Linked DNA regions of Homo sapiens: region 1 is linked to region 2. Evidence: chromatin loops called from intact Hi-C (ENCODE). Cell type or tissue: GM12878. All regions are shown on one strand. Links, peaks and the distances in the headings refer to the core of each region. The heading gives the core; the rest is flanking DNA. Region 1 overlaps ITPR1 (inositol 1,4,5-trisphosphate receptor type 1). Region 2 overlaps SUMF1 (sulfatase modifying factor 1).

Region 1 (15,669 bases), core at 5,066-13,065, 81 kb after region 2:
GTAAAACCCAGATTTCTGGACTGTCTGGTTAATGACAGGACTTACCTGGAGTTGTAATTCACTTCAGTAGAAAAGGAAAGTTTGACAAATAGGTGAACGTACAGTTGACTTGGAGAGCAAATTGTAAGAACATAATGATAATCCTGGAGTTTCAACACAAACCTATGTCTTACCGCCACCCTGCGTTGTATCCAGTGTCGTTTTAAGAGATATTTACAAGGAGGACTAATATTCTGCTCTCCAGCATCCTTGAGGAATTAGAAGCTTCACATCAGTGATTCTCCTTAATAAGTGAAGTGGACCCCTGCACATGTGCAAACTTAAAGCAAACCTCAAATTTTGTTACTTATTACATAAGATATACATATTCATGTAGCACACACCTTGGACTCGGCTACTCAGGGGACGGAGGCAGGAGAATTACTTGAGCCCGGGGGTTTGAGGCTGTAATATACTATGATTGCATCTGTGATAGCTACTGTACTCCAGCAAGACCCCATCTCTGTTAAAAAAATTTTTTTAAGGAGAAAAAGATAGCATATTCATTGTAGTGCAACATTAGGAAATAAAGAGGAGCAATGAAACAAAACAAAACAATTCAACTATTAGAGATTAGGGTTTCAGGCTTTTCCTCTAAGTATGCATATGTAAAATTTACGTATATATTTAAATTTCATAAAAAGGGACTAACACAGTATCTCTCATTTGGTAAATTACCTTTTGTACATCTTGAACATCTTTTTAATAAACAGACATCTGTGTCTCATTTTTCTAAATGTGCCTACCCCTTTGATGGCCTTTCATTTTTATTGAGTCTAGGTTTATACTTCCCTGATATATATACATATATAAATAGATATTTGTAAAAAATACATAATATAATAATTTTACACATACACGTATTTAACAGTTTGAATTAGGATCCAAATAAGGTAAATACATTACAAATGGTTGATGTTCACTAATCTCTGTATTTCCTCTACAGATCTTTTTTCCATGCATTTTTTTTGTTGTTATCGAAGAAACTGGGTGATACACGTCTCCACAGTTTAGACTTTGCTGACTGCATCAGTGCAATGTGGTTTAACATGTTTCTGTATCCCCTTGGGGTACCATAATTTGGTAGTTAGATGTAGAGGCTTCATCAAAGTTAGGTTCTTTTCTTTTTTAAATTGAGAAGGGGTCTCACTATGTTGCCTCGGCTGGCCTTGGACTCCTGGTCTCAAGCAGTCTTCCTGTGCCAGCCTTCCCAGTAGCTGGGACTCCAGTAAGTCTGCTCTGTAAACTTTGCTTAGGTGGGTGTGAGATGTTGGATGTCTACTCTTGTTATATGAGCACCCCTTGATGCTCACTACCTGAATCCATTAGTTCTCTCGTCAGTGAGAAATGGGCTGGTAAAGTTCCTGAGATTTCGACACAGCCCTTGTTGTCTTTGCTAGCTTTTTTGATTTCTGTATAACAAGATGTTCCAGGCTCATCTTCTCTATTTCTTATCCCAGACCAAGAATCGGCCTTTTCTCCAAGGAGCCTTTGCTCTTTTAAGAGGGAAATTTTGTTTGTTTTGTTTTTTTGAGACAGAGTCTTACTCTGCTGCCCAGGCTGGAGTGCAGTGGCATGATTTCAGCTCACTGCAACTTCTGCCTCTTGGGCTCAAGCTACCCTCTCACCTAATCCTCCTGAGTAGCTGGGACTATGGGCATTCACCACCACACCTGGCTAATCTTTTTTGTTTTTTTGTAGGGACGGGATCTCGCCATGTTGTCCAGGATGCTCTCAAACACCTAGGCTCAAGCAGTGTTCTCACCTTGACCTCCCAAAGTGTTGGGATTACAGGCGTGAGACCATCATGCCTGGCCAAAATGGTATTTAGAGATCTCCACCTAGGGCCAAGTAGGTACTCTTGTCATCCTCATCTTACAGACGAGAAGACAAATTAAAATGAAGAAAACTTAAAACTTGAATTTCCTAGGTGAAAGTATTTCCAAAATGCAATTGACCTATCCTTGCCTTTTTGCAAAGAATTCTGAATATAATCTAAACTTTTTTTAAAAATTGGTTTTGGGTTTAGCCTTAGTGTCCTGAGGCTAAGACATCATTGTTCTCCCCAGATGAGCAGGAATGTTACTCTTGTTCTGTATCCGTGTTTTTCAAACTCTGTGGAAACCCACTAAGAGGTTGTTAAATCAATTTAGTGGGCCTTGATGAACTTTTTATTTTTAGTTTTTGAAACAGGGTCTTGCTCTGTTGCCAAGGCTGGAGTACAGTGACATGATGTTGGCTCACTGCAGCCTCAACCTCCCAGGCACAAGCGATCCTCTCACCTCGGTCTCCTGAGTAGTTGGGACCACCAGCGTGCCCCACCACTCCTGGCTAATTTAAAAAAAAAATTTTTTTTTGTAGAGATTGGGTCTCCCTGTATTGTCCAGGTTGGCCTTGAACTTCTAGGCTCAAACGATCCTCTCGCCTTGGCCTCCCAAAGTGCTGGGACTGGAGGTGTGAGTCACCGGGCCCAGCCAAACTTTTTTTTTTTTTAATGACATGCACTAGAATAGAAAACATGGAAGTGTATTTCGTGGATACTTAAAAAGAACTGTGTATGTTGCAACAAAATTCTTTGTCTCACATACACAATGAACATTGGGTTGTAAGTTCAATAGTTTTCTTACTCTGAGCTGCAGTCAAAAGTTTGAGAAACACTGTACTACATCTTTGCCACTCCAAGTGTGGTCCCCAGACCAGCGTTACTGACATTAACTGGGAACTTGCTAGCAATTGCAGACTCTCAGACCCTACTCCACATTCAATGAATGAGAACCTACATTTTTGCAAGATCCTCAAGTGATTCACACACACGTGAAAATACGAGAAGATATGCATTGGAGGATGCCTGTCCCTGTGCTTTTTCAGTCCTTGTCATTTAGTGGTTCCTTTGCTTTTTCATGGCTAGCTCTCACCTGTTCAGGCTGAAGCTGACCTTTGTACTTTTCCCCTGCAGCCTTATTTTCAGTGAAGTGGAAAGGTAGGCTAATCACCAACCTGAGGTGAGAGTAAGTAGTTTTCACATGATTCCCTCTCCAACAAACATGGGAACTTTGATGCTTACATTTGGGGGAGCTTTTATTCGCTGTTCACATGAAGGCAGAAAGAGACCAGAAGGCACATGTACCCCTACTTAGAGTTGTGAAGTCACTGCTGTTCACCTGCTGTCATGGGACAATGAGGAACTTATGTTTTATCATACTTTCTGACCTGTCCCATCAGCAGAACTTCTGGATGGCTTGATATAATGCGGCTTATCAGAAGAAGATGAACATAAGAAAAATATCACTAGTCTCCAAGTTTCTTGCTGTTCTTTTGCATTTCAGAAGGAGCTTTGTCTGGGAAATGATTTTCTTTTGCAAGAACAGCTTAAAAGCATCCCAAGCACATATTTCTGAACAGAAAAAGCTGATACGACACCCAGACGACGGACATTCATTTGTTTGCCTTGTCGTGTGTGTGTATGTTGTACCTCATGTGTCCCTCCCCACCCCCGTCTGTCCACCTCGCCAGATCCTTCTATTCCTTAGGGCCCAGCCCAAACGCTTCCTCCTCCGGGAAGTTTTTTATGATACTTGAAAATCTGTCATTTGAAACTCCAGGGCCCTAAAACCTATTTTCCTTTTGGGCCTTTTGTGTTTTTTTAACTCATAAGAATACCTGGCACACAGGAAGTGCTTACACAATAAGTAATTTGTATATATGTTTTTTCTCCCTTTGAAGGCTGCTTGGAAAAACTAATTTTTTGTACCCCTCTCTCCTTTTTTTTTTTTTGAGAAGGAATCTCGCTCTGTCACCAGGCTGGAGTGCAGTGGCCTGATCTCAGCTCACTGCAACCTCCGCCTGCCAGGTTCAAGCGATTCTCCTGCCTCAGCCTCCTGAGTAGCTGGGTCTACAGGCATGTGCCACCATGCCTAGCTAATTTTTATATTTTTAGTAGAGATGGGATTTCACCATGTTGGCCAGGATTGTCTCGATCTCTTGACCTCATGACCTGCCCACCTTGGCCTCCCGAAGTGCTGGGATTACAGGCGTGATCCACTGCGCCTGGCCCCTGTACCCCTCTCCTGATTAAATATTTCTTGAACTGGCATCTTTCTTTGAAAAGCCTTACAGCCAGGCATCGTGGCTCACGCCTGTAATCCTAGCACTTTGGGATGCCAAGGTGGGTGGGTCACCTGAGGTCAGGAGTTTGAGACCAGCCTGGCCAACATGGTGAAACCCCATCTCTACTAAAATTACAAAAAAAATTAGCTGGGCATGATGGTGGGCACCTGTAGTCCCAGCTACTTGGGAGGCTGAGGCAGGAGAATTGCTTGAATTCAGGAGGTGGAGGTTGCAGTGAGCTGAGATCGCACCACTGCACTCCAGCCTGGGGGGCAGAGTGAGACTCCATCTCAATAAAAAGAAAAAAAGAAAAGCCCTTTATTGCAGAGGGTGACGTGAGGACCATGTAGAGATATTAAGCATTTCCTTTTGATAGCTTTTGAGGTGTTGTTCAGTACAAATCTCTGCAGGACATTTGTCTTGGGAAACTGTTGAGTATTCATAAAAGGGAGTGGAAAAATCAGGTAGTGAAACCAAGCTGCTTTCAGGTCATATTGGTATTGCCCTGGTGAGCCACAGGATGGGGACTCCGCAGTACCGAGTGTTGACTGCTTCTTGGGTAAGGGGCAAAACATGGAACATCTGTGCATCTGTTTCCTCTTCTGTAGAATAGGTGTAAAAATAAAAATACCTGCTTCGGGTCATTGCTGCCGAGTTGTCTAAAAACAAATGTTTGCAGAAGGCGTTACAGATAAAAAAACAAAGCAAAACCTATCTATGTCCTAGAGCAGTGGTCTCAATGGGGACAGGGAGAGTGATTTGTGTCCTCCAGGGGACATTTGGTATCGTCTGGAGATATTTTTGGTTGTTCTATCTGGCAGGCAGGGGTGGGGTGCTACTGGCATTTTGTGAACAGATCCTATGGTGCACAGGATAGCCCCCCACTCCCCTGCCCCACCACACACACACGCAACGGAGACCTCTCTGCCCTAGAATGTCAGTAGTGAACCGGTTAAGAAACCCTGTCCTTGAGTGAATTTTTCTGGCTTGGTGAGACTTTTGTCTCTCTCTGAGGATATTGACCTAACTTCATTTGCTGGTTTTTTGAGGTTTGGGCTATGTGGGCAGAGGGGTGTCTCTTCAGGCTGGGACTGACTTCAACTTTTTAACAAAATAAGCACCCTCCCCCTCTCGCCCCCTCCCAAAACCAAAAAACACTGGCCTTGGTATCTGGAGCCCTGTGGTCTATCTTTGGGCACTCATCAGCTGTGTGACCTCCAAGAAATCACTAGGCCTCAGGTTTGTTTTTTCTACCCGTAAATTAAAGAGTTTTAGCTAAATGCCCTCCACTCACCAAATCTGCAGCTCTTTGCCTTGGAAATATTGAGCTTTTGGTTGGCTTCTCTTACTTTGGCCTTGAAGAATAGAAGCCATGAGACCAAATGTCAGTGCGGGCATCTTTTTTTGAGAAATAACTTTGTAGATATTGTACCTGGTTGGGGAAAAGGTTATTTAGCAGACATGTCTGAAAAAGCGAGTAGGTTTATTTTTGTGTGTGTATGTGTGTTGCGGCGGGGGGAATGGAGAATGAGCAACGTTGTATTATACTAGAGAATCACTCCTCTGAACTTCAGATTTACAGCTGCTGTTTCTGGGAGGCCATGAAGGGCCTTGCTTAAAGATGAAACTTCTGAGTTGGTGACTTCCTTTGGGACTGCCTGAAAACGAAAGCATAATACAATTTTCTATGCTCCCAGAGAAGTGCTTTTTGCAAGAGAATAAATTATCTGATGATGGGGACATGCTGCATTTCTGAGGACGATCTGATTAGCAGCTAATGGGACAAGAAGGCAAGGAGGGGGAGCTGTGTGAAAACGTGTGGGGAGGAGGGTGGCATTATGTCCAAGTCAAAAATGTGCTGTTCCTCCTCATTTCACAATAAAGATGATATCGCCAAGCATCTTTGCTCAAAGGAAGTCCAAAATTAACCCTGAGTGCCCAGGAACAGGAGCAGAGACTGTTGTAAAGGGAGCCTTTTTCTCCCTCTTGAAAAAGTCAACCGTAAATGCGTTAGGTTTTCTCTACCTCGTATTTACAGCCATATTACCATATATGTACCTGGGTGAGGGCATCGCAGGGAGACTTGTGCTCACTCTGTAGGGAGTTTCCTTGGCCTCTTGCCAGGAGATTGATCAAATGCCAGCACCTCTTCCTTTTTCTGGGCATACTCCTTTTTTTTTTTTTCCTGTGAAAGACCTCATGGTTTGCCAGGCTCGGCCCATCGTTAACCTGCCCTGCTGGGTGCTGCTTGACCTAAAAAGTGAAACGGTGCCTTTTTGTCTTCGTCCTTATCCTCGGTTCTGAGGGGCCAACTGCCTTATGGCCTCTTGGCTTGCCAGGTGCTTTGAGCAAAAGCCCTGTGTGTAAGCCCCTCTCTTTGCTGCCTAACTTTAAAGGAAGCTTTTTTCCCCTTGTTTTTGAGAAGGAGTCTCATCTGTCGCCCAGGCTGGAGTGCAGTGGCATGATCTCAGCCCACTGCAACCTCCACCTCATAGGTTCATGCGATTCTCCTGCCTTGGCCTCCCAAGTAGCTGGGACTACAAGCACAAGCCACCACGCCTGGCTAATTTTTGTATTCTTAGTAAAGACGGGGTTTCGCCATGTTGGCCAGGATGGTCTCAAACTCCTGACCTCAAGTGATCCACCCACCTTGGCCTCCCAAAGTGTTGGGATGACAGGCATGAGTCACTGTGCCTGGCCTAAAGGAAGCTTTTTGATTTTTATTATTTTTAAAGCAAGCAGCAAGAAAACCAGCACCAAAGGACGTTGGCAAGGGCCTTTTGTTTTTTAGGAGGTGGAGGTAGTGTGGATATGCCAAGAAAGAATGGGGAAGGCTGATGGACTTGTTGTTGGCTCCATTTTTTAGCAGAAGAATGACTGTCCAAATGCAGGTGCTTTGGGGCTAGGTGGCAAAGCTTGACGACTGGAGGATAGACGCAAAGGGTGCTGTGTGAGTGAGATGCTGGCATTCACTCCTCACCTGGCTGTGCTTTGGTGGTTCTGGTTTTATTAGGAATAGTGGGGAAAACATTGTTGGAGTTGGCATTGACATGTTGAGGTCAGTACATCTCATGTGTCCCTTTTGTATATTCACTTGTCATTTGGACTTTGCTGTTTGGCAGAGCTGATCCTCTGCTGATTATAAGCCTAAGAAGTTTAGAAAGAGTAGTTTATGAGAATAGAAAATAGAACAGATTAGAAAGTAGAATTATAACAGCCAATAGGAATGCTTCCTCCGTCCCCCTTTCTCTGTGCTAAGTAAGCATATTTTCTTTTTCACAATTAATTGTCAACATAACTATGAGATAAGCCCTCATTATCCCCATTCTGCAGATGAGGAAATTGAGGGCCAGATAAGGGAGGTAACTTGATTGACTTCCCATTACATTTAGAATAGAAGGCCAACTTTTTACCCTGGCTTGTGAAGTCCTACTGGCTCTATCTTCTCTACCCTGTCTTTAGCCTGTACTTTCTTCCTTTCCCCATTAATGCTGCAGACATTGGGCTGGCTTTCTGTTTCTGGAATTTGCTAAGCTCTTTTCTGCTTTATGGCCTTTGTACTAGCCGTTTACTCTACCTAAAATGCTCTTCCGCCTGATTTTTTTTTGCATGACTGCCTCTATCTTGACTTTCAGGTCTTCGCTTAAACATCTCATCTTGTTTTTTCTGACCAGCCAAAATTGCATTGTCACTTAATCATATCACCAGTTTTAATTTTTTGCATATACTCATCACTATCTGATTTGTCTTGCTTGTTTTATCTGTTTGTTTCCTGTCTGTCTGCCCTCACTAGAATATAGGTATCACGGGAGCAGGGACCTTGTATGTCTTGCTTTGATCTGTATCCCCAGTACCTAGTATAGGGGTGGCATATAGTAGGTATCAATAAATATGTTCGATAAGAAGGAAGATTTAAGTTTCACATGGAACAGTTCACTTTCTAGAGCCCTGGCTGTTCAGTTTTATATTTTGCATTTTCATCCTGTTATATAAAGTTTCCAAACTTATACAGTGAGAGTCCTAAGCACACAGTCATTGCCAGGACAACTCTTAAAGAAAAGTTTATGGCAGCAGTTTTCAAACTTCTGGCTCTCAGGAGCTCTTTTCATGCCTAAAAACAATTCAGGACCCTAAAGAACTGTTGATGTGAGTTACATCTGTCTGTATTTACAATGTTAGAAATTAACACTGAGAAAATGAACACTGAAAAAATATTTTTAAAAACCAATTACACATTAACGTATTGACATATTTTTAATGAACAATAAGAATATTTTCCCAAACAAAAATTTTGAGAAGAGTAGCAATTTTTTTTTTTTTTTTTTGCGAATCACTTTGAGGTCTGGTTTCACAGAACATAGCCGGATTCACAGATCATATATCTGTTTCTGTCTTCAGTCTGTTGTTACATCATGTGCCTTGCAGCCTCTGGAAAACTTCACTGTACATGTGTGAGAGACTGAGTGAAAATGAAAATAATGCCCCAATGTTATTGTGAAATAGTTTTGACCTTGAAGTTTCCCTGACCCTTGGGCCACCAGCTCCTAGAGTACATAGGTAATTTGAAATGTGGGGTTGTGGCATGGAACATTAGAGAGAGGGAGAAATTGAAGGCTTAAGTGACAGGGTGCAATTGACCATCTCTAAGTCTGGGTATTGTATGAGATCTTTCTGTTCAGAAAAAAATGCATGGGGATACTTTTCAGTTGTTTTTGTGAAACAAAATTGCTTCCTAAAGTTCCTCCTGAAATGCAAAGAAACGCTGAGAATGTGGAAGCTAGTGGTACTTGTCCTACGTTCATCTTTTTCTTATGAGCAAGATTATACCAAGCAGTCCAGAAGTTCTGCAGTGGGATGGGTCATTAAAAAATTATAAAGCATAGGTTCCTCTCTGTGTCTGAGAATAGCAGCTTCAAGTGTAACTTCCTTTATAACTGTTAGTCTCCAACACTTACTTTGTTCTTTTTGTAGCTTTTGGCCTCAGATGAAGTTGTGTCCTACAATAGAAATTAGATTGATGCTTATTGCTCTTAGGTTCTGTCATAACTGGTGTTTAAGGAACCAGGATAGAAGCTTTTAATAATAGATGAGCTATATTCTGTGCTAGCCAGCTTCACTGTTTAAGGAGGTTAAATGATTACAAATTCAGGCTTCTGGGGAGTGTTTTGCGTGTGTCTTGGGTCAGTGATATATAAGATTTTCACTGTTAAGGTAATTGTGTGGTAAAATACAGAGGAGCTTGGTCATCAGGAAATTAATGGTGCACTGTGGGGACGAGGCGAGGGGTTGCAGGCAGGCAGGGGATCCAAAGTACCTGACTCTCATGCTCAGAAGGGTTTCATTTAAGGTCAGACTGTCAGTGGGACTACCCTGCCACCCGATTACTGAAAGTCAGACTGTTCAGCCCCAGTGGCCAGGTGGCTTCATCTTAATTAAACGTAGGAGGCTTGCCTTTGTGTCTTGGTAAAAACTGGCAGGTCTGTGGTTTTGGGGTCCCTTAACTAGTATAAAGTCAATTTCTCATTTCCTCCCAAGCCTGTCCACCCTTGAAGATTAAGTGATCCCTTAGGTAACTTATTGGTTAATGAAGTGTTCTACTTTAGTCTCAGTTTCAGGAGTTGTTAACTTTTAAATTCGGAATTCTGTGTAGGCGAAAATCAAGGTTTTTTTTTTTTTTTTTTTTTAAATGAATGTAATGCAATTAGTTAAGTGTGTGCAGGAGAACTAATAGATGGAAAAATTTCAATAAGTGAGTTTTCTGCCACAGTCAAATGAGTGAGTTTTCTATCACACTAAAAGCTTTTAGAAAAAAAAAAATTCCAAACCTATCTTGAGCTGCTGCTTAAAATTAAATGAACATATTTCTTTTTTAGTGAGGTTGTGCTTTGGCCTGTTTTAACACCAGAGTGGAAGAGGTTCTAAATACTGAATTACTATCCCTTTGAAGAGGTTTCCACCACCCCCACTGCCAGCAGGGGACCTAGATTGATGTTAGAAGGCGGGGGAGTTGAGTTGAGGTCTGGCCAGCTTTGGTATTGTGAGTTTGGGTACTGAAAAACAACAGTACTTTGGAGATGCTGTCCAAGTATCAGCCACCTCGTGGGCTTACAGAGGATTTAAACATTTCTGGGATCTTTGTTTCTCCAGATGTATTTCCTAGAGTATTGACCAGGTAAGCAACATTCATCAAGTAGAGGAATCACAGGACAGAGGTGAGTGAAGACTTTGAAGGAACAAAAACGAATGTTTTCATTTCAGACTCATTCAGACATACAGAAAGTGAGCATAAAGGGCCAAGTATTGTGTTGACCACTTTATGTGGATTATTTGGTTTACTCCTCACAATGACCCTGAGAAATATGAAAGGTTGCCCCCTTTTTTACAGATAAGAGAGCTGAGGTTCAGAGAAGTTATGGAAGTTGCTTAAGGACACACAGCTGGTAATTTATGAGGCTGGAATTCAGACTCACATATTCTGAGTCTGTTTCCAAGTGTACACTCTTGTCAGTACTCCAAGCCATTTTGGACATGTGGAGGGGATGGTCAATGGGGATAAAAGTTAGAGTATCTTTCCAGGGATAAAAGTTAGATATTTTGTTTCTTGCTTCCAAATTTCTCATAGAAATCTATTGAAAAGGGCCAAGTAGGTTTCTGTTCTTGATCTAACACTGTAAATTTGGCTTTAATTTGTTTTGGAGAGCAGTCATCTAAAAAACAAACCAGGTGTGGTGGCTCATGCCTGTAATTCCAGCACTTTGAGAGGCTGAAGCAGGAGGATTACTTGAGGCCAGAGTTCAAGACCAACCTGGGCACCATAGTGAGACCTTGTCTCTACAAAAATAAGAATGAAAAAACTTAGCCAGACATGGTGGTACGCACCGGTAGTTCTAGCTACTCAGGAGGCTGAGGTGGGAGGATCACTTGAGCCTGGGAGGTCAAGGCTGCAGTGAGCTATGATTGCACCACTACCTTCCAGCCTGGGTGACAGAGTGAGACCATAACTCTAAAAAACAAAACCAGTATAAACTCTTCTAGGCAGCAGATACAATAGCACTAAAGTGACATTGAACCCATATTTGACTGCTTGCTCTATCCCAGGTACTACCAGGTACTAGGATGCAACAGGAAAGAAGACAACTGAGGTTCTTGCCCTCATGAGCTTGCAGTCTAGTGGAGAAGACAAACAAACAAGTGAATAAGCAATGTTAGGACAGTGGTAGTGGACCCAGGTTGCTGTATAGAAGAGTATGTTGGAAACGTATAACCCAGATCTGGGAGGTCGGAGAGGGCTTCCCAGAGGTGGAGACATCAAACTGGGGCTGTGAAGGTGAGTGGGAGTTAGCCACAAGTGGTGGTGGGAGAGGGAGGGAGATGTCTCAGGCTGAGAGACAGCATGTGCAAAGGCCCAGGGAACAGAGCATGGTGGGGGCCCTGGAAAAAAAATCATTATGGCTGGAGTATGGAGAGCAGGGCTCAAGGTAGGCAGGGCTAGATCATGAAGAGCTCCAAAGAGATGTTGGAAGGTTTTAAGCAGGGAAATGATATGGTCTGATTTATGTTTCTAAAATATCATGCTGGATGTTGTATGCCGAATAGATTGAGGAGGAAAGACAGATTCAGAGAAACGAGTAGGAAGGCCTTAGGGAGTCCAGTTGAGAAATGATACTGGCTGAGACTCAGGTTAGCAGGGGCAAGGGAACTAGAAGAATCAAGAGATATAGTAAAGCTTAAAGTCAGCAAAAATTGATGCTGGATTAGACTTTTTCATTCATTTATTCAACAGGTATTTACTGAATACCTACTATGTGCTAGGCATTGGTGTTTGGAATACAGTTGTGTATAAAACACATCACACACAGATCTCTAGAATACAGCATGTGCCTTGTACGGTGTCAGACAGGAATTGCACAAGTAAATGTGAACTTGTAACTGAGATGAAGGCTGGGAAGTAGAGATCCATGGTGTAGAGTTTATAAGAGTGGAATTTAACTTCATCTGAGGGGATGGGGAAGATTTTCTGGTGGAAATGGTAGTTGAATTCAGAGCTGGAGGGTGACTTGGCTATAATTAGAGCAAGGGGTGGGGTAGGGACGAGAGTGTTGTGGGCTTGAGAAAACAGCACAGGCAAGGGCCCTGTGGCAGGGAACATGAGAGAGGGAGGACTGGAGGAGCCACCAGGCTTTGCTGGTGGTCACTGAGAAATGGCTATGAAGGAGGAACAGGTTGGGCAGGCAGGTAAATTCTTTTTGGTACATTGAGATGCCGTGAGCCGCTAGGAGCAAAACTCTAGTAGCTGTGGGACATGAGAGACAGATTTGGGAATCCTCTTCACGTAACAGTGACTGGAGCCAGCAGAGTGGACGAGAAGACCAGGAAAGGTATAGAGAAGGCAGAGAGCAATACAGACGCTGAAGAGCAGCTCTGGCTTCTCTTCCCCAAGGAGATCTTTCTGCATTTATTTTTTTCTTTATTTGCACTTTTCTTGGGAATAGAATCAAATCTTCCCTGCCCCCCCTTTTTTTTTACGCACAGCTCAGGGAGCAATTTCAATAGAGGGCAAAGGGAAGCTCAGCCAGAGGGTGGTGTCAGGCTCAACAAAGCTGCCACAGCCTCCCTCTGCAAGAGTGTCTCCCAGAGGCAGTGATCTACCTTTCTTTGCCTTGGCCAAAGCCACCCTGGAAGAATCCTGTTTTAACAGGTGCTTGCACCCATCAGAATGGTGGTGGGTGGCGGTCTGATAGTACTATTATATATTGGTGGCATGCCTACTTCACGCCAGATGCTTTGCTGAGTGTTTATAAATACCGTCTTGCTGAACCTTATGTCAGCTTGCTGAGGTAGGTGCTCTTATTCTCCCCATTTTACAGCTGGGAAAAGTGAGGCTTAGGGAAGTTCTGGAACTTGCCTGAAGTTCTTCAGTGAGTAAGTGGCAGAGCTGGGGTTTGAACCTGGGCACTTTGACTCTGGAGCCTCAGCTCCTGCCTGCCATGGGCTGAGAGGTGCTTTTGAGGTCATTCTGCGTCAGGAATTGCGGGGAGGATGGTGATGCTTTGTGAAAAGAAGCAAAGCCTTAAGGAGAAATAATCTAGATAGCATTCACATATGCAGAGGTCTTAGATGCTTCAGAGGGCAGATGAATAGCAAAAGTTCTGGGAGGCGGCTATCCTTTGTGGGGCTAAGGGAGGGGACAGGAGTAATTGTTTTATTTTTTCACAGGCAGGGTCTTGCTCTGTTGCCCAGGCTGGAATGCAGTGGTATGATCACAGCTCACTGCAGCCTGGAGCTCCCAGGCTCAAGTGATCCTCCCAAGTAGCTGGGGTTACAGATGTGTACCACCATGCCCTGATAATGTGTTTTTATTTTTATTTTTTGTAGAAATGGGGTCTGGCTGGTCTCAAACTCCTTGCTTCAAGCCATCCTCCCACCTTGGCTGTTTAAGATGTGATGACAGGCATGAGCCACCGTGCCTGGTTTAGGAGTAATTGTCTGAACAAGGCTGTTTGAACAAAGAATAGGCTCTATTGCCCAGTGAGACCATCCATAGGCAGCGCGATGGGGAGATTTCATTATTGGGTGGGAGGTGGAATTACATGCTTTACAGGGTTCCTTCCAACTTTTATTCCATGATTCTGTGTTTTTTGAAAGGTTAGAATGCTCTGTGGCTGGCAGTTGAGTGTAATTCGCTATTGTTCACCTTTTTTCATCAGGGGAATTAGGAAGGATAAATTATCTTCCCTGAAGTAAAATCTGTCATCATGGGTCATATAGGAGTTCATTTGTTATGATACACATCTGATTTTTTAAACAGGGGATCCTTTACTGAGTTTAAATTTTGATGCCCTGGAATCTTTCAGAATTCCACTTATCTCTCGTGGAAGAAAAATAAAAATAACTAGCATAGATTAATTCAAGTATGTCAGCCACTGTACCAGGTGCTTTTCAAGCATTATTTCACCCATTGCTCACCACAGCCTCTTGAAGTTAAATTATCCCCATTTAACAGAGGAGGAAATGAAAGCAGAGAGGTTGTGGTGGGCTCCTAATAACAAGCTAGATGATAATAATAATAATAAGAGCTTAGGGGCAGAGAGCCAGGGTGGAGTGCGGGAGCTGAGCGCCTAAGCCTGCCCTCGTGTATGTCAGGCATGGCTTGTCAGCAGAGCCGAGCCCTCGGTGTCTGTAAGTGTTTGAAGTTCCGCAGCTCCGTGGCAGGTTGGCGCCAGCTCTGTTTTCTCTGAGGTGGTCCTTGTCATGGTGTGAGTGACATAGGAGCCCTGAGTGCAGCTGCTAGAAGTTCACAGGCACAAATGGTCCACGATCAGATAAAGAGGCGGGCTCTCCCACCCAGCTCTGAACAACAGGAAGTCTTCCAGAAGATTGCTCCTAGGCCCATCACTTCTGGGGCGGACTTTCCACCTCCACCCCTCCACACCACAGAGGCCTGTTCTGTTGACTTTCCCGGCCTTTGTTTTTCCTTCCAGGACATCACTGATAATTGCACTAAAACCTATCCTCCTCCCCCCATCTCCTTCCTCCACTTCACTAAGGCGAGGCCGGAGGAGATCTCCAGAGGTTTCTAGCCAGACCAGCAAGCTTTCTGCCCAGTCCTTTGTGAGGGGAATTATCACATGAGACCCCTGGGGAAGGATCTGTCCTCCCCTACTTTTTGGTTGTTTTTAATTGGGACCCCTGGCAGATTGCCCAGAGGATCATTAGCTGTGGTGGGTGGACTGGCCTGTGATTTCAGGGGGAGATGTAAAATGTAGCTAAAGGTTACTTATTCACTTATCTCGGCCACTTAATAAGTATCTTGGTTAGAAGATGCTTAATTTTTTTTCTGACTTATGGAAGTATTACAGAGCCATGGTAGAAAAATTAGAAAACAGAATTGTGCATAAGAAGAAACTCAGTTCTCCATAATCATCCGGAGTATAAGAACATTTAACATTTTAACCTGTGTTCCCAGGATCACTGTTGATAAACACCTCCACTGAAGAATCAGATAGACCTAGGTTGGGTGCGGTGGCTTTTGGCTGTCATCCCATTACTTTGGGAGGCTGAGGCAGGCAGATCACTTGAGGCCAGGAGTTCAAGACCCGCCTGTCCAACATGGCAAAACCCCATCTCTACAAAAAATACAAACGTTTAGCCAGGCATGGCGGTGGGTGCCTGTAATCCCAGCTACTCAGGAGGCTGAGGCGGGAGAATCGCTTGAACCTGGGAGGTGGAGGTTGCAGTGAGCTGAGATTGTGCCACTGCACTCCAGCTTGGGCAACAGAGCAAGACTCTGTCTAAAAAAAAAAAAAAAGTCTGATAGACCTGGGTTGTAACAACCCTGGTCCTCCTGCTTACTAATTTTATGTGATGTGGGGATCTTACCTCTCTGTATTACACCTCAGTGTCTTCAACAACAAAATGGCAATAATGGTAGTTCCTACCTCCTGCTGTGGTCATGAGGATTCACTAAGAGAACATTTGTAAAGCACTCAGCACAATGGTGGGCATGAGAAATCCTTGATAAAT
Region 2 (15,669 bases), core at 382-8,381:
TTAAGGGAGAATATGTCCCTGCTAACAATTACAGCAATCACTGAAAACACCAAGCCCCATTCTTGTTCATTCTCTTTTCACATCAACACAATCAGAACATTCATGATATCTCAATCACAATTTGATGGGAAAACCCAATTTTTAAAATATTTCAACAAAAGAAGGCATTAGGTCCTTAAATGACACTATAGCAAGGTGTTTTATTTTACAGAGAACAGGGGAGTGAAGAGGCATGGCTTCTTTCTATTTCATTTGTGGCGCTGTAGAAGTTCCTCTGGGGGCTGTTCTCACTGACTGGGCTGTGCAGGTTTAGGTGCCCATGACAGGTAATTCATTCAGTGTCAAGGGAGGAGCTGCAGTGAAAGCTCAGGTCAGCCCACACTTGTGTTTCAGGAGGATCCTCAGATCATTCTTCCAACTCTACCCTGTCCCCAACACTAAGCACCACCACCAGAAGGTTCTAGTTCTTAAATTAAAAAATAAAAATAAAAAAGCTTAAAAGAATGACAAAATATAGCAATATGTTAACCTCCATGAATGACTTTTCTTCTCATACCCTTTTGTGTCTTAAAATATTTCATCATTAGTGATTTAAAAAAAAAAAAAAACATGATTTGTTTGTCCATTCTACTACTAATGGGTATTTGGGTAGTTTCCAGTTTGGGGCTATTATGAATAGTACTGCTTCTATCAATATTCTTAAAAGAGTTTGTGGCTTTTGGCAAATATATGTACGCATTTCTGCCGACAGTACATGGTGGAGTGGAACAGCTGAGTCCTAGAATACACATGTGCACAGCTTTAGTAGAGGCAAACACAAGCCTTAAACAGGAGAAGGCCCCTGCCATTTCCTACCCTCTTTTCTTCCTTTTTTTTTTTAAAAAAAATTATGTATTTATTTTTTAACTTTTTATTTCCATAGGTTTCTGAGGAACAGGTGGTATTTGGTTACATGTGTAAGTGCTTTGGTGGTGATTTGTGAGATTTTGGTGCACCCATCTCCTAAGCAGTATACACTGAACCCAATTTGTAGTCTTTTATCACTTCCCCTGAGTCCCCAAAGTCCGTTGTGCCATTCTTATGCCTTTGCATCCTCATAGCTTAGCTCCCACTTATAAGTGAGAACATATGTTGTTTGGTTTTCCATTCCTGAGTTACTTCACTTAGAATAATGGAAAGAGCGTGGAGATTCCCTAAGGAACTAAAAGTAGAACTACCACTTGATCCAGCAATCCCACTACTGGGTATCTACCCAGAGGAAGTCATTACATGAAAAAGATACTTGCACACACATGTTTATAGCAGCATAATTCACAATTGCAAAAATGTGGAACCAACCCAAATGCCCACCAATCAACAAGTGAATAAAGAAACTGTGATACACACACACACACACACACACACACACACACACACAATGGAATACTACTCAGCCATAAAAGAATGAATTAACGGCATTCACAGCAACCTGGATGGGATTGGAGCCTACCCCTTTTTCAAAGGGGAGCTTTCCCTCAAGTCAGTTTATGTATAGAAGTCCCTAGGGCTTCTCTCTAGTGACCTCTCAGCCCATACTCTTCTACTCTCCTTTTCCTCTCAATTCAATCTGGTTACAAATGTTTATTGAGCACCGACTGTATGGCTAGCACTGAACCTGATTCTTGGAGGGGATCTACAAGTCCCAGGAATCCTCAGAGTATGACTGAAGACAATTGGTATATTAAATAGTTTTAAAAGTATTTATTTTACATATAATAATTGATATAGTTTATATATTTATCCCCACTCAAATCTCATGTTGAAATATTAATATAATCCCCAATATTGGAGGTGGCGCCTGGTGGGAGGTCTTTGGATCACTGGGGCAGAACCCTTATGAATTGCTTGGGCCGTCCCCTTGGTGATGAGTGAGCTCTCACTGTGTCACAGGAGATCTGGTCAAAAGTGTATGGCGCCTCCCTCCACCTCACTCTCTTGCTCCTGCTTTCACCATGTGAAGCGCCTGCTCCCACTTCGTCTTCTGCCATGATCGAAAGGCCTGAGGCCTCCCCAAAAGCTGATACCAGAGCTACGTTTCCTGTATAGCCTGCAAAACCATGAGCCAAACAGACCTCTTTCTTTATGAACTACCCAGCCTCAGGTATTTCTTTATAGCAATTGCAGGAACAGCTTAATACAAAAATTAATTCCTCAGTTGCAATAATTGGCATAGAAAATGTGCAATTAGTCATCTCATTTTCCTTGATAAATGTCTCTAAAATTCAAATTGATGGGTCCAGATATCACCCTACACATATTAGTACTATAGTTTTTTTATCTCCTTCCACCCGCTACCCCACCCTCTGCTATACACACACCTACTCACTCACACTTTCTCTCATTCTAGACACCCGCTTTTCTTTTTTCCCAGCAACTATTCTTTCTGAAATCTTTCATGCTACCCTAGCAACCCAAAACACACTACTTACTTAACGTCATGGAGCTATATGATGATCACCAATCTCAATGAGGTGCACGGTAAGATGGAAAAAACACGTGAACACACTGTGGCCAAAGCATGAGAAAGAGGACACCACGACAACACTATCCTTGACCAAAGGCCGCAACCTAGTGTTTTGGTCCAAAATAGTAAGACCTGAAGCAAGTATGCAAAGATATATGTATAGTAAATCTAGACATAATATAGTTTCTAACTTAAAATTACAAAATAACCCAACTGTCCTTGGTGTCCATGAAAAAAGGAATACTATACGGCTAGTTATCAAAATACACTCTGACATGGAAATATGAAAATAATATACTGTCATAAAGGTAACCTATAGAATACACATTTGATTCCGTTTCTATAAAATGTATGCATAACAATGTTTGTTAGTATCATCAGGAAAAAAATGTCTGGAAGAATATACATAAACTTAACATAAGCGAAGGATCAGGAGAGTACTATTAGACATTTTTAGAATGAGTGTATGTCACTATCACAGGTTTTCTCAACCTCAGCACTGCTGCTATTTTAGGCCAAATACCTTGTTATGGGAGACTGTCTTATGTATTGCAGGATGTTTAGCAGTGTCTCTGACCTCTACCCACCAGATGCCAGTTGCATCCTTCTTCTCCCATGCCAACTGCGGCAGACAAAAATGTCTCCAGACATTGCTAAATGTCCTCTGAGGAGAGCAAATTATCTACTGTATTATGATAATTAGGGAAAAAAAGATTACTCTTCTTAAATATTAATACACAGTTTATAGTAGCATAGTGGTAAGAGTATCTGACCCTGGAGTCAAGCTGCCTAAGCTTGAACAACAGTATCACCTTTTACAAGCTACAAGATCTTCAGCTGCTTATTTAACCCCTTCAGGCCTCAGCTTACTCATCTGCAAAGTGGGGATAAAATAATACTATCTACTTCCTGGGGATGTTATAAGGATTAAATTTAAAAATACATGTAAAGTGCTTAGAAAAGTACCTGGTACAGAGTATTAGCTGTCATTATTACTACTATTCATTTATGTTATTACATGTTACAATATTCTCTTAGAGCTTTCAGAGAACATATATTCTAATTAGTGAAAATCTACCCCCATATCTGTTCAGCTTGAGCCCCCTCCACCCACCAGTTCACCCTTTTCAGAGTACTGATCAACTGAGAAAAGTGACCAAGAGCTAAGGGGTGAAGGAAGTATTGGAACATGTGTCACTTCCAAAGACTTCTCAAGAAGATGTACCATCTTCCATCACAGTCATGATGTGAGAACCATCTACACATAAACTAACCCACTCTCTAAAGCAAGCAGCACCATGAGGGTAGGGCAAGGGGAGTGTATTAGTCCATTCTCATGCTGCTAATAAAGACATACCTGAAACTGGGTAATTTATAAAGGAAAGAAGTTTAATTGTCTCACATTCCACATGACTGTGGAGGTCTCACAATCATGGCGTGGTGGAAGGTAAAGGGGCAGCAAAGGCACGCCTTACATGGCAGCAGGCAAGAGGGCAAGAGAGCATGTGCAGGGGAACTCCCTTTTATAAAACCATCACCATGTGATCTCAGAGATCACATCAGATCTCATGAGACTTCACTCTCACAAGAACAGTGTGGGAAAAACCCAGCCCCATGATTCAATCACCTACCACCGGGTCCCTCCCATGACACGTAAAGATTATGGGAGCTACAATTCATTCAAGATGAGATTTAGTTGGGGACACAGCCAAACCATATCAGGGAGGGTGTGAGGGGTAAACAGAATACAGGAGGTATCCACATTCCTCAACCTCCAAACTTCAGAAAGCTTGGGCCCCTGTAAGGGAACCAAACTACACACTTGTCTGTCTGTAAGACAGATCATAAGTCACCACTGTGATGGTCAGATGCAGAGTCAGAAACCATTTTCCCATTTCACACATGAAGAAGGAGAGACAAGTAATCAAAGTCACCCCACAACTGAGGACTGACGAAATCAGAGGTAGGGCCTTATTCATCCTGCGCAAGTTTCCCTTGGAATGTCAAATATTTTCTGGTCAAATTTAGGGCAAATCCCATCCAAACTCACTAGACGTTTTCCTTTTCCAAGTGTCACTGTTTCTAAACATTTCAAATAACTTGTTCTTGAACTCCTGATTCTGTCTTGAAAATAAGTGCTATTCTACTAGGTTTAGGAACTTAACAAAACAAACAACTTTTAAGAGTCATATATTAGGCATTTCATCAAGGCTATACTGCAGATTGTGACATCTATAATTCCTTTTAACAGGAATAGTGTTCAGGTGTGTTGTTTACAGAGCAGAAGCAGCAGCATGAGTGGACTGGCATCTATGATAAACCTCAACCTAAAAAGAGACAATTTTTTTTGGATGTGGTTGTCCACCTACACATTCTCTGCTCAACTGAGACAATTTCCAGAGTTACAGCACTCCCTTATATCCAGAGGAAAAAGGACTTTAACATGACCTATTTCTAGTCAACCATCTCCATAGCAACTGTCTAGGGTTTAAGTTGAAACAGCTGTATGAGCCAGCCAGTGACCAATTACAATGTAAATAGGACCCACGTGAGTTTTGAGGTCCCCTTGAGAAATGGACTTCAGAGAGCAAAGACATGTTTCCCACCTCTCCCTGGGGACATAACCAGACTTGTAGTAGCAGCTTAAAGAAAAGGAAACAAGACAGCAAAGGTGCCTTTATTCTTGCCAGAGGTGGCAAATTATGCTTCTTATACACACACAGCCCAGAATAAAATCAGCACAGGAAAAAGAAAGCTCTGTATAATTATGCATACTCAAGTGTAAAGATGTCAAGTGCACAACTTTACAACTGCTCTCTTAAAAATTAAATGCATTTAGACAAGCAAATTTAAAAGATGGACGTTTCTTGAAACGTAGTATAAACATGACAGCTACCCCTATAAAAACAACCCGGGAGAATTTTTCAACTGGCATCAGTGAACAATGAGAAATTACAGATCTGCTCAAATTCATGAAGTATAAATAAAACCAGAGGAGAATTTAGCAACTGAAGGAATTAAATGGAGTAAAGAGCACACAGTAAAAATATTTCCTCAGTACCCAACACAAGTATGGAAAGCTAAGAATGAGGCTTGAATAAAGGCTAAAAACAAATTCATCATGAAAGTAGGTAGTCAAGTCTGACAGCTTACTTCAAATTAAATCCTAAATCAGGTACCCTGATGACTTAATAGACTGCATGGGAGAGAAAAATGCCTGCTTTTTCAAACAGGGTAAAAATATTTATGAAACTTCAGGCAGACTTGAACTTTTCAATACTTTTTGGTTCAGTTCTTAGTGAAATCCCTCATGCTATAATACATTGCATTCCCAAGGCACACAATCAGTAATCAGTACACTCAAAACATTTCATGTCCTTAAGAAAGGAGTGGAAATTCTAGGCAGAATTTCTAGGCACTATTGAGAATGTGCAAAAAATGGCCCAAGGAATCTATGGACTCAAAGAAGCCTTAAAAGTGATCTAGTTTACTCATTTTCAGTTAAGATCTGCATAATTATCAGGGCAGGGGGAACTGATTTGGGGCTTGTAAAAAAAATTAACAAAAATGAGAGAAATATTTCTTATTATTTAAAAACAATTTTTACTCATTTTCATCAAATAAGTAACTGTAAATTGGTATAACCTATCTTGAAAGCAATGTGACAATATTCAGAATCATTTATTTCATACCATTTGAACGAATACATCATAGTCATTAAAAATTATATGCTGAAAAAATAAAATTTGAATAAATGTCTGCCCTTTACTGAAAGTGAAAAAAGCCAGTTACAAAAATGTTTGTACAAATTCAATTAAAAATACATCAATATATAGAGACACCCACCCACATACCCACATATCCCAAGAAAATATTAGCAGAACATATATTTAAATGTTTGTGATGATTATTTCTGGGTGGTGAGATTATGGGTATATCTAATGTTCTTCTTGTGCCTTTTTTTTTCTGGAGAGAGGGTCTTGCTCTGTCACCCAGGTTGGAGTGCAGTGGCACTATCATAGCTCACTGTAACCTTGAACTCCTGAGCTCAAGCAATCCTCCCACCTCAGCCTTACAAGTAGTTAAGACTACAGGCACATGCCACCACACTTGGCTAATTTTTTCAATTTTTGTACAGATGGAGTCTCGCTACATTGCCTAGGCTGGTCTTGAACTCCTGTCCTCAAGCAATCCTCCCAACTCAGCCTCCCAAAGTGCTGGGATTACAGGCATGAGCCACCTCTCTAGGCCCTGTTCCATTTTTAATGTCTGAAACGTCTACAGCGAACATATTTTTTATTCATATTTTCATTTTAGTTTTAGTTTTTTCTTTTAATGGAGCTAAGACTTAATTTTACATTGAAAAAACAAAAGCAATATCAAATTAATGTTCATTAAAAATTACTTATATTCATCATTCCATTACAAATTTTATTTTTATATTCATCTTCCAGCTTCATCAGTAAGCATACACATTTTTACAGTTTTTCCAAATTTTATATTGAATGTTTTCATTGATTTTATTGAATATTTTTCTATGTTTTATCTGAACTTCATAACGATCACTTTCAGTGGCTACCAATATTTTTGTCTTGTCAATACACTATAATTTCCGGTCTCCTAACATTGAACCATTCAGGTTATGTTCAAGTTTGTCTGTTGTTGTTTTTTTGCTATTATAGATAACACTACAGTGAACATGTTCAAACACCTTCATGTACATTTTTTGCTTCTGCTAAATTTCCACAAGTAGCATCACTGTAACCTGAGAGCGTGTCTTTATAGCCCTTGCTAAAAATCATTTACAAAAATCCTCAATATTATTAGATGGTACGGTTAGTTTCCCTCTGGAAAGACATCTGCGTGTACACCCAAGATGAAGGTATTTATTTCAACTCTGTAAGAAGGCTCCACTTAGGTTCCTTACATTGCTAGTAGCTTACTTATAGATCTTTACAGGTCTTTTCCAGTGTCTAAAACAGGGAAATTACAGAAAGTTGGAATGCCATCTGATTGCTTCTATGTTATTTTTTCACGCCTTACAAGCTCTCAAGCTTCTGAGAAGAGAGGTCAAAGAGAAGACAGAACATAGAAAAGGCATTTTAAGAACAGGAAATTCTCCCACACACGTTGTCTTGGAGGTAAACAACAATATAAATAATCTCATTTATTATTTGTAAAAGACAGGAAAAAGAGCATCCTCAAGGGACAGGGGCTCTTGTTGCAAAGGCAGCACAGGGTCACAGCCTGAGATGATCTACTTCCTACTTATATTAACAGTAAGAGACATACACATGCAGATGACCATATAACATCATGGCTCTGTTGCTGGCCCTTCAAACGACAGGCTGGTACTGTACCAGCCAATCTCAGCCCACAGCCACAAGAACACAGAACAAATTCTGAACATTCTGCAGAGCTAATTCCTCAGGCTGCCAGCCTGGCACATCTCATCTCACCGGGCAGCAGAACACTGCACCAGTGGCAAGGTGGTGACTGCTGATTCTCCTGCTGGTGGAGGCAAACTATGCAGGGAACATTTGCATACTTTTAAAGGATTTTAAAAGTATGCTTTTAAAGGACTTTAAAGGTGGGAAGGATCTGAGAAGATATCTACTGAAATTCCCTCATTTTATAAATGGGAAAATAGGCCCTGAAAAGCGGCAGATAGTGGCAGAGCCAGGAAAATAACCCACGGCTGCAGGGTTACAATTCAGAACTTTTTCCACTATTCAAGCACTTCCCAACAGCTGTTTCCTGACAGTTTTCCATAAGATGGTAGTAGGTACGGAGAATAAAAGGTTCCCACCATCAAAGGAGTCACAGTAGTTAGGAAAGCACTGGGTTACTCAAAGTTAAACTAATTTTTAATTGCAGGACTTCTGAGAATCTTATCAAGTGTATGGTAAGTCTTGAGTAACGGGACAGATAGTAGGCACTTGAGCCAAGTGGCTAATTCTGGGTGCCAATTTTGGCTCTCCTATTACATCACTAGCCATGTAATGTTGGTTGGACAAGTGACTTTCCTCTCTGAGCCTCAGTTTCCTCAATCAGTAAAATTAGTATACTATGAAAATTTCTCATATAGGCTCGCTAGGAGGATATACCATAACAAGCACTCAACATGTAGTTAGGTATATGTGGGTAATGGCACATGACTACGAATCTATAGAATAGGTTCATGATGCTATCTACGCATTCCGCAAATACTTGGTGAGCATCTTCTCTATGCCACTCCTGTGCTAGCCCCCGGGGATACAGAACCAAAGTACATCATTGAGAAGGGAAGACAAACAAGCAGATGATTTCAAGCCTGTTCTAAGTACTGTGGCCAAGAGAAGCTCAATGAGCTATGGGAGCCAAAGGTGGGGCACCCAATCAAAGTCAGGGGGGTGATGCCCTGACAGTGCTTCCTGCGGGAGGTAAGAAGGAGGAGCAAGTAAGGCAGGGCAGGAGTGGGAAGGGCATTCCACACAGGAGGCCACCTGTATTACAGGTGTACTTGAACTAATCCAGAAAACTTGGGCATCAACATTTTTTGTTAAATAAAATGTACCAAAGATCTTCAGAACCTTAGATCTGGAAGGATGCCAAAAAGTTACTTGATTTTAACCTGTACCTAAAAGCATCCCCTCTATAGTGTCTCTAGGATGAACAGAAATAAGGTAGGATGAATACCATTCCCTATTTGACAAGGGAAGTCCAGATTTATACCTGTTGATAGTGGGAGGAGGCAGACAAATGCCTAGGCAAATAGAGATGGGTCAATGGTGAAACCCCACCTCCAAGTGGAAGACAGTTTAAAGCCTGAAAGCCAAGCTTTAAGTCAAAGCCACAGACCGGATTGAGAACCTGCCTTCCCATTTGGCACACTTTCCTCTGATTGATCCCCATCCTTCACTAATTTTACATATACCTACCCTTTCCTAATTGGTTTTCTACACTGCCATGCCCACCTTTGAGTGGTGTCTTTGCTTTAGCCTTTCTTTGCATACACACAAACCAATCAGCATGCATTCCCCTATTCTGAGCCCATAAAAGCCCTGCACTCAGCCACACTGAGAGAGAAACCACCCAACTGTGGGAATGGGGGACCACCCCCATGTCCCCTCTCCACTGAGAGCTGTTGCGTCGCTCAATAAAATTTTTCTCCGCCCTCCTCACTCTTTGATTGTCAGCATATCCTCATTCTTCTTGGATGTGAGACAAGAGCTTGGGACCCACTGAATATTGGAGCAGAAAAGGCTGTAACATCATGGCCCTCTGCCCTTCACCGGCACAGAGCAGCCACCCCACATGACAGAAATGGTGGTGAGGCCAAGCTAGCCCTGAAGTCACAGACCAAGGTGGGGCAAGGGCATTGCTAGCAAGGTATCTCCGGCTGGCAAAAGTGATTGAGAAAAGTCCTAAGTCAGTATTATCCAAGCATAATTAAGAGCATCCCATTTCGCTGTCAAAAGTGTCTTGATTTGGACAATAAATTATGAAGTCAGTCTATGAATAGATGGTCCCACAGTCTCAGCTTGAACAATTTGGGTGACAGATATCACTTCCTGGTAGGCAGTCCCTGTCATGTTCAGATCATTCTAACAGAGTTCCCAATCTATAGCTAAACTGAAATCTGTCTCCTGGAGACCTTCCCTCTGCTGTCCCTTTCTAGGTTCCCAGGGATCAGATGGAATAGATCAAGTTCTTTTTCCATCATCTTTCAGACATTTGTAGAATAATCATAACTCATTCACCTCTTAGTCTTTAGGTTCAGTAATTTATTCAACCTTTCCCAGGAACTCCAATCTCAAATTAAGGGCATCACCATCTCCCCAAAACCCAGGAGTCATACTAGATTCCTGTCTTTTCTTTTCTCTCTATGCTTTCAGAGGTACTTCCAAATATCAGATCACTTCTTAGCTTCTCTCTTCCTACCACCTGGTTCCTCAGACCCATCATCTCTCACCAGGACTATCACAAAACCCCATACAGAACCAGAGTGGTCTCTTTAAAATGTTAATTAGATCCAATGGCTTCTAACTGTGTTTCAGATGAAAACCAAACACCTTTGAGGCCTACAAAGCTCTATGTAATCCAACCCTGCCTACTTCTCCAACCTAACCCTGACCCTACATCACAGTCCCCCTTGTTCCTCAATCCCTCCCTACTGGTCATGCTAGCCTTGCTCATTGTTTAGATTTCAGCTCAGATGTCATCACCTCAGAGAGACCATCACCAATCCTATAAATAAAAGACCCAAGAGCACAACTGCATTATACTCTAATCATTTTCTATCCATTATTCTGTTTTATTTGAATCGCAGTCCGTCATCACAGTCAGTTATAAATTTACCTGTTTAGAGTCTGTTCCTTATTAGAATTATAACCTCCATGAGAATAAGGATTTAGATCTAGTTATCTGTTGTATCTATGGCACTTAAAACACAACCTAGCCCCTAGTACATACTGGATAAACATTATTTTTCATGAAAAAAGTCCTCTGTTCCTTAGGTTTGCATGATTTCCAAACCCCACCCCACCCCTGGGTGACCCTCTTCCGCATAAACATCAATTTTAAATAGTCTTTCAGTGGGATATCCTTTTGTGCCACTTCGTGGGCCATTGTTGCCTCATCTATAAGATTTTTTGCCAGATAATTCTGAAAGTTTCATCCATTCCAAATTCTTATTTTTGCATAAGTTTCTCTTAAAGCTAGACATCCCTCAGCATGACTCTCTACTCAACAGTTTACCTTTGTTTTCCCACAGAGGCCGACGATACAGAGTCCAATATTCGAGGGGCAGGGAACATCAGAATCATTGTTACCTCTTAATCTAAGTTAGGCCTCAAAAGAACCAAGACATGAAAAGAAATTTAAGGTCACATTAAACAGGTATTTCAAATCTGCACCTCTGGGACCCCAGCATGCCTCACACACACTCATTCAGATCAGGTGTCTTGGAGCAGGTTAGAAAAAAATATTGTGTGCCCTGTTATCCTATTATATTAGGTTCTCACCTTCCAGGGTTATCATGTTTTGCTTCCTGAGCTTATGCCACACACTGGCTCCTAAGTCAAGTGAACAACTACTCTTTTCAAAAAAAGACACAAAAGACAGTGTTACCTTCTTATCTCATCTAGTCAGCCAGCCCTGGCCTGCCCTTCCCGAATAACTCAGTTACCGTGAACCCACCTTCACCCTGTTGACGGGGCCAGTGTTCTCTCCCCAAGGAAAAGCTGACTTTACAACATGAAATGGGTCATACCAGGTCTGAGCCCTGCTGCTTTCAAAAACTAAATGCTCCCATAGATGATATTCAAATGGCATTCTTTCACATTTTGGCATAGTACCTGGAAGACAGTGGGACATCTAGAGTTGTATGCTGAACACACAGACCACATCTTAAGCCAGAAAGCAAATTGTCACAGAAGGAATTAGACTCACTTCCATCACTAGAAGTCAAAGAACACACCCCACTGATGGATAACAGACCTCAAGAAGGCATGAATACAAATGACAGGTCAAGAGATATGTCACCATACATATCCAGAACAAGTGAAAGCAGGGGTTCGAAGGAAGGACATTCTGATACATACTACAACATGGATGAACCTTGAGGACGTGATGCTGAGTGAAGTAAGTCAGGCACAAAAGGACAAGGATTCCACTTACGTGAGGTACTTAGAATAGGAGAATTCACAGAGGCTCAAAGTACAATGGAGGTCACCAGAGGCTGAAGAGTTATTGTTTAATGAGCATACAGCTTCTGTTTATAATGATGAAAAAGTTCTGGAAATGCATAATGTTGATGGTTGTATAACACTGTTAATGTACTTAGTGCCACTGAATTTTATGCTTAAAAATGGTTAAAATGGTAAATTTTATGTTATGTATAGTGTACCATACACACACATACAAAGTATGTTATTAGTATATTCCTCCAGCCAAGGCTTCTAAGATAATCTAAGAGGATTTATTTCATAGTAAATTTCACAATTTGGTATTCCACAATAGTAAATCTTTTCAAAACATCATTGTAGCTTGGCAGAATGCTATATGAGGCATTACCAAATCTTATAAATGCGCAACAGTAAAGGAAATTTAACTTAATTTTCAATTATATCAAGCAAAGAGATAGTCCACTGGAAGAAACTAGAACAATGTCATTTACTAAAAGGCCTTCTATGTGCTAGGTACTGTACCAGGTGGTACTGTATACATTACTTGATTTGGTCTTTGTAACAGCTCTATGGGGTAGCATTATTATAAGAGATTGATTAAAACAAGTAAAATACTAGTGAATAAAAAACTACAATGTTGTGCTGGCATGAAAAAAATGAATGAACAGAGTTGCAGAATGATCACGAGCTTTAGGTGAGACAAAACTTACAGTCTGTTCCTAACCAGGTTGATTTTGCTGGAAAAAAAAATTCCCTAGAGAATTGTAACAAGCCCCAGAGACCCGATACTGGAGGGAAAAGAATATGAACAGATGCCAACCCCAAGATGACCCAGAAGTTGGAATTATCAAAGACTTTATTTTTTAAATTTTCTTGAGACACACTTTCACTCTGTTGCCCAGGTTGGAGTGCAGTGGCGTGATCTCAGCTCACTGCAACCTCCGCCACCCAGGTTCAAGTGATTCTTATGTCTCAGCCTCCCAAGTAGCTGGGATTACAGGCTGCACCACCACACCCGGCTGATTTTTGTATTTTTAGTAGAGATGGGGTTTCACCACGTTAGCCAGGCTGGTCTTGAACTCCTAACCTCAGGTGATCCGCCCACCTCGGCCGCCCAAAGTGCTGGGACTACAGGCTTGAGCCACCGGGCCCAGACAAAGACTTTAAAGGAGCTATTACAATCATCGGCTATGAAGCAAAGGTGAATGGTCTCGAATGGAAAGATAAGAGCTCTCAGAGAAAATAGGGAACCTGAAGACATATCAACAGAAGGTACACAATCTGAAGAACACAGAGAAAAGACTACTTTAAAATAATGAACAAGCCTAAGGAACCTCTGGGATACTATCAAAAGGTCTAACATTTATGCACTGGAGTCCCAAAAAGAGAGGAGAGATTGGTGTTTAAAAAAAGTGAAATAATATCTGAAAAAATCCCAAATATGATTAAAAACATAAATGGACACATACAAGAATCTCAAGAAACCCCAAATAGGATAATCCCTAAGAAAACATGTCCAAATGCATCATCATCAAACTGTTGAAGATAAAAAATTTTTTAAACTTGAAGGAAGACATAAAATAATGCCACAATACATGTAAGAGAAGTGTTTGAAATGACTGTCATCAGCAATCATGTAGACCAGAAAAGATTGTGAATCAACATTTGTAAAGTGATGAAAGAAAGGACCTGCCAGCTCAGAAAATTCCCTTCAGGAATGAAGGTGAAATAAAAACATCAGATGAAGAAAAACTAAGAGAATTCATTACCATAAGGCTTACTCTAAAAAAAGTACTACAGGAAGTTTTATTTTAGGCTGAAGAGAAATGATACCAGAAGGAAACATGGAACTTTAGGAATGAAGGAAGAGCAACAGAAATGGTTTGGATAAATATAACAGACTATTTTTCTTCTTTAAAATATGTACGAGGCGGGGTGCAGTGATGCACATCGATAATCCCAGCAGTTTGGGAGGCCAAGGTGGGAGGATCACTTGAGGCCAGGAGTTTGAGACCAGCCTGGGCAACATGGCGAAACCCCATCTCTATTTTTAAAAAGTAAATAAATAAATTAAATTAAATATGTATGAGTATTGCAAGAAAAACAGCAGAACATAGTCTAGGTTTTTTCCAATGTATGTACATGTAATATATGACAACTCTAACACAGGGGATGGGGTAGTAGAGTCTATATGGTTATAGGACACATTTACTTAAAGTGTTAAAATGTTAACACTATAATGTCAGTTGTTATGTACGTATATTATATTGTAATCCTTAGAGCTACCACTAAAAATAATACTAAAGATATAGCCAAATAGACAACAGAATTACAATGGAATACTGAATACATATAGACATAGATATAGATATAAACAAAAACATTCAAAAGTGAGGTTAAGAGACATTGGAAGATGGAGTGAGGAGGTCTAGCCAACATCTAATTGGAGTTTCAGAGGAAAATAAGTGAGAATAGAGAAAGGGCAATATTCAAAAAAATAATGGTTAAGAGTAGAGCAGAGTTGTTAATTAAAAAAAAAAAAACTTCCCAATGTATGGGTTAAAGAAGAAATTATAATGGACATTAGAAAATATTTAGCAATAAGCAATTGCAAAACTATTAACTGTAGCTCCACAAACACTTGCAGAACTCATGAAGGAGATTAACATGCTACAGATCCTGGAAACCCAGTGAAACTCAAGCAGGATAAATACAAGAAATCAACACCTAGAATAATAAAGACAGGAGATAACCTTAAAATCAGCCAGAGCTGCATCACCTAAAAAAAAAAAAATACAAAAAACAAAAAACAAAAAAAACCCAACTGACTAATGACTGACTTCTTAAAGGCAATAATAAATACCAGAAGACAGTGAAATAATGCCTTTAGTGTGCCAAAGAAAATAACTTCCAACCTAAAATTTTTACTTAGTGAAAGTATCTTTCAAAAATGAGGTACTTAAAGATATTTCAAATAACAAGAAAGTTTACTACCAACGGATATCCTTTAGGCAGAAGAGAAATTGATCTCAGACAGAATCCCTGAGACGCAGAAAGGAATGGAGAGTACAGATATTAGTAATTATAGGAGTAAAGAAATACTGACTACATAAAAAAGTATTAACCATGTCTAATTAGTGGAGGAAGAAAACAAATTAGAATGAAAGAGTGGACACCAGTAATACGTAAGTTGGATAACGATGACTAGAGTAAGGTCATGGGATTATTCAACAGAAAAGTTAATGGAATAATAAATGTTAAACTTTATACTCAAGTATTAAAATTGATTAACTACTAAATGAGGAGATATAAAGTATATGACTTCTAAGAAGACAAGCACAGTTGGAATAAGAAAAATAAAACACAGGCCAGAAATTGAGGAAAAAGAAGAGACAAAAACAGAATAAGCAGAAGGCAAAGAATAAGATGGTAGAATTAAATCCAAAAATGTCAATAGCCACAATAAATATAAAAGAACTAAAGTCTTAACTGAAAGAC

The links. Hi-C counts contacts between places; a loop is a spot of excess contacts. Peaks named below come from ENCODE experiments on the same cell type or tissue, not always from the same donor. Only the 100,000 strongest peaks of a DNase experiment are listed, where the experiment ranks them.
Region 1: a loop joins it to region 2, with 2.2 times the contacts of the local background. A loop is called at or near these places in 13 of 110 quality-filtered maps.

What each region holds. Positions count from the first base shown.
Region 1 is chr3:4,498,647-4,514,315 of GRCh38, forward strand. The region is part of intron 2 of ITPR1 (inositol 1,4,5-trisphosphate receptor type 1); the gene reads left to right. Among named protein-coding and RNA genes, the nearest start is that of ITPR1, 13 kb to the left of the region's middle. RefSeq lists enhancers at 4,465-4,554, 5,651-5,790, 5,801-5,850, 6,011-6,100, 15,482-15,669. In GM12878, for the core only: no CTCF peak of the experiment used is centred there; DNase peaks (open chromatin) are centred at 8,625 and 9,575; H3K4me3 peaks cover 3,898 bases; H3K27ac peaks cover 3,381 bases.
Region 2 is chr3:4,421,900-4,437,568 of GRCh38, forward strand. All of the region lies in intron 3 of SUMF1 (sulfatase modifying factor 1), which reads right to left. Among named protein-coding and RNA genes, the nearest start is that of SUMF1, 38 kb to the right of the region's middle. RefSeq lists enhancers at 5,099-5,198, 10,100-10,886. In GM12878, for the core only: no CTCF peak of the experiment used is centred there; DNase peaks (open chromatin) are centred at 4,109 and 5,062; H3K27ac peaks cover 1,324 bases.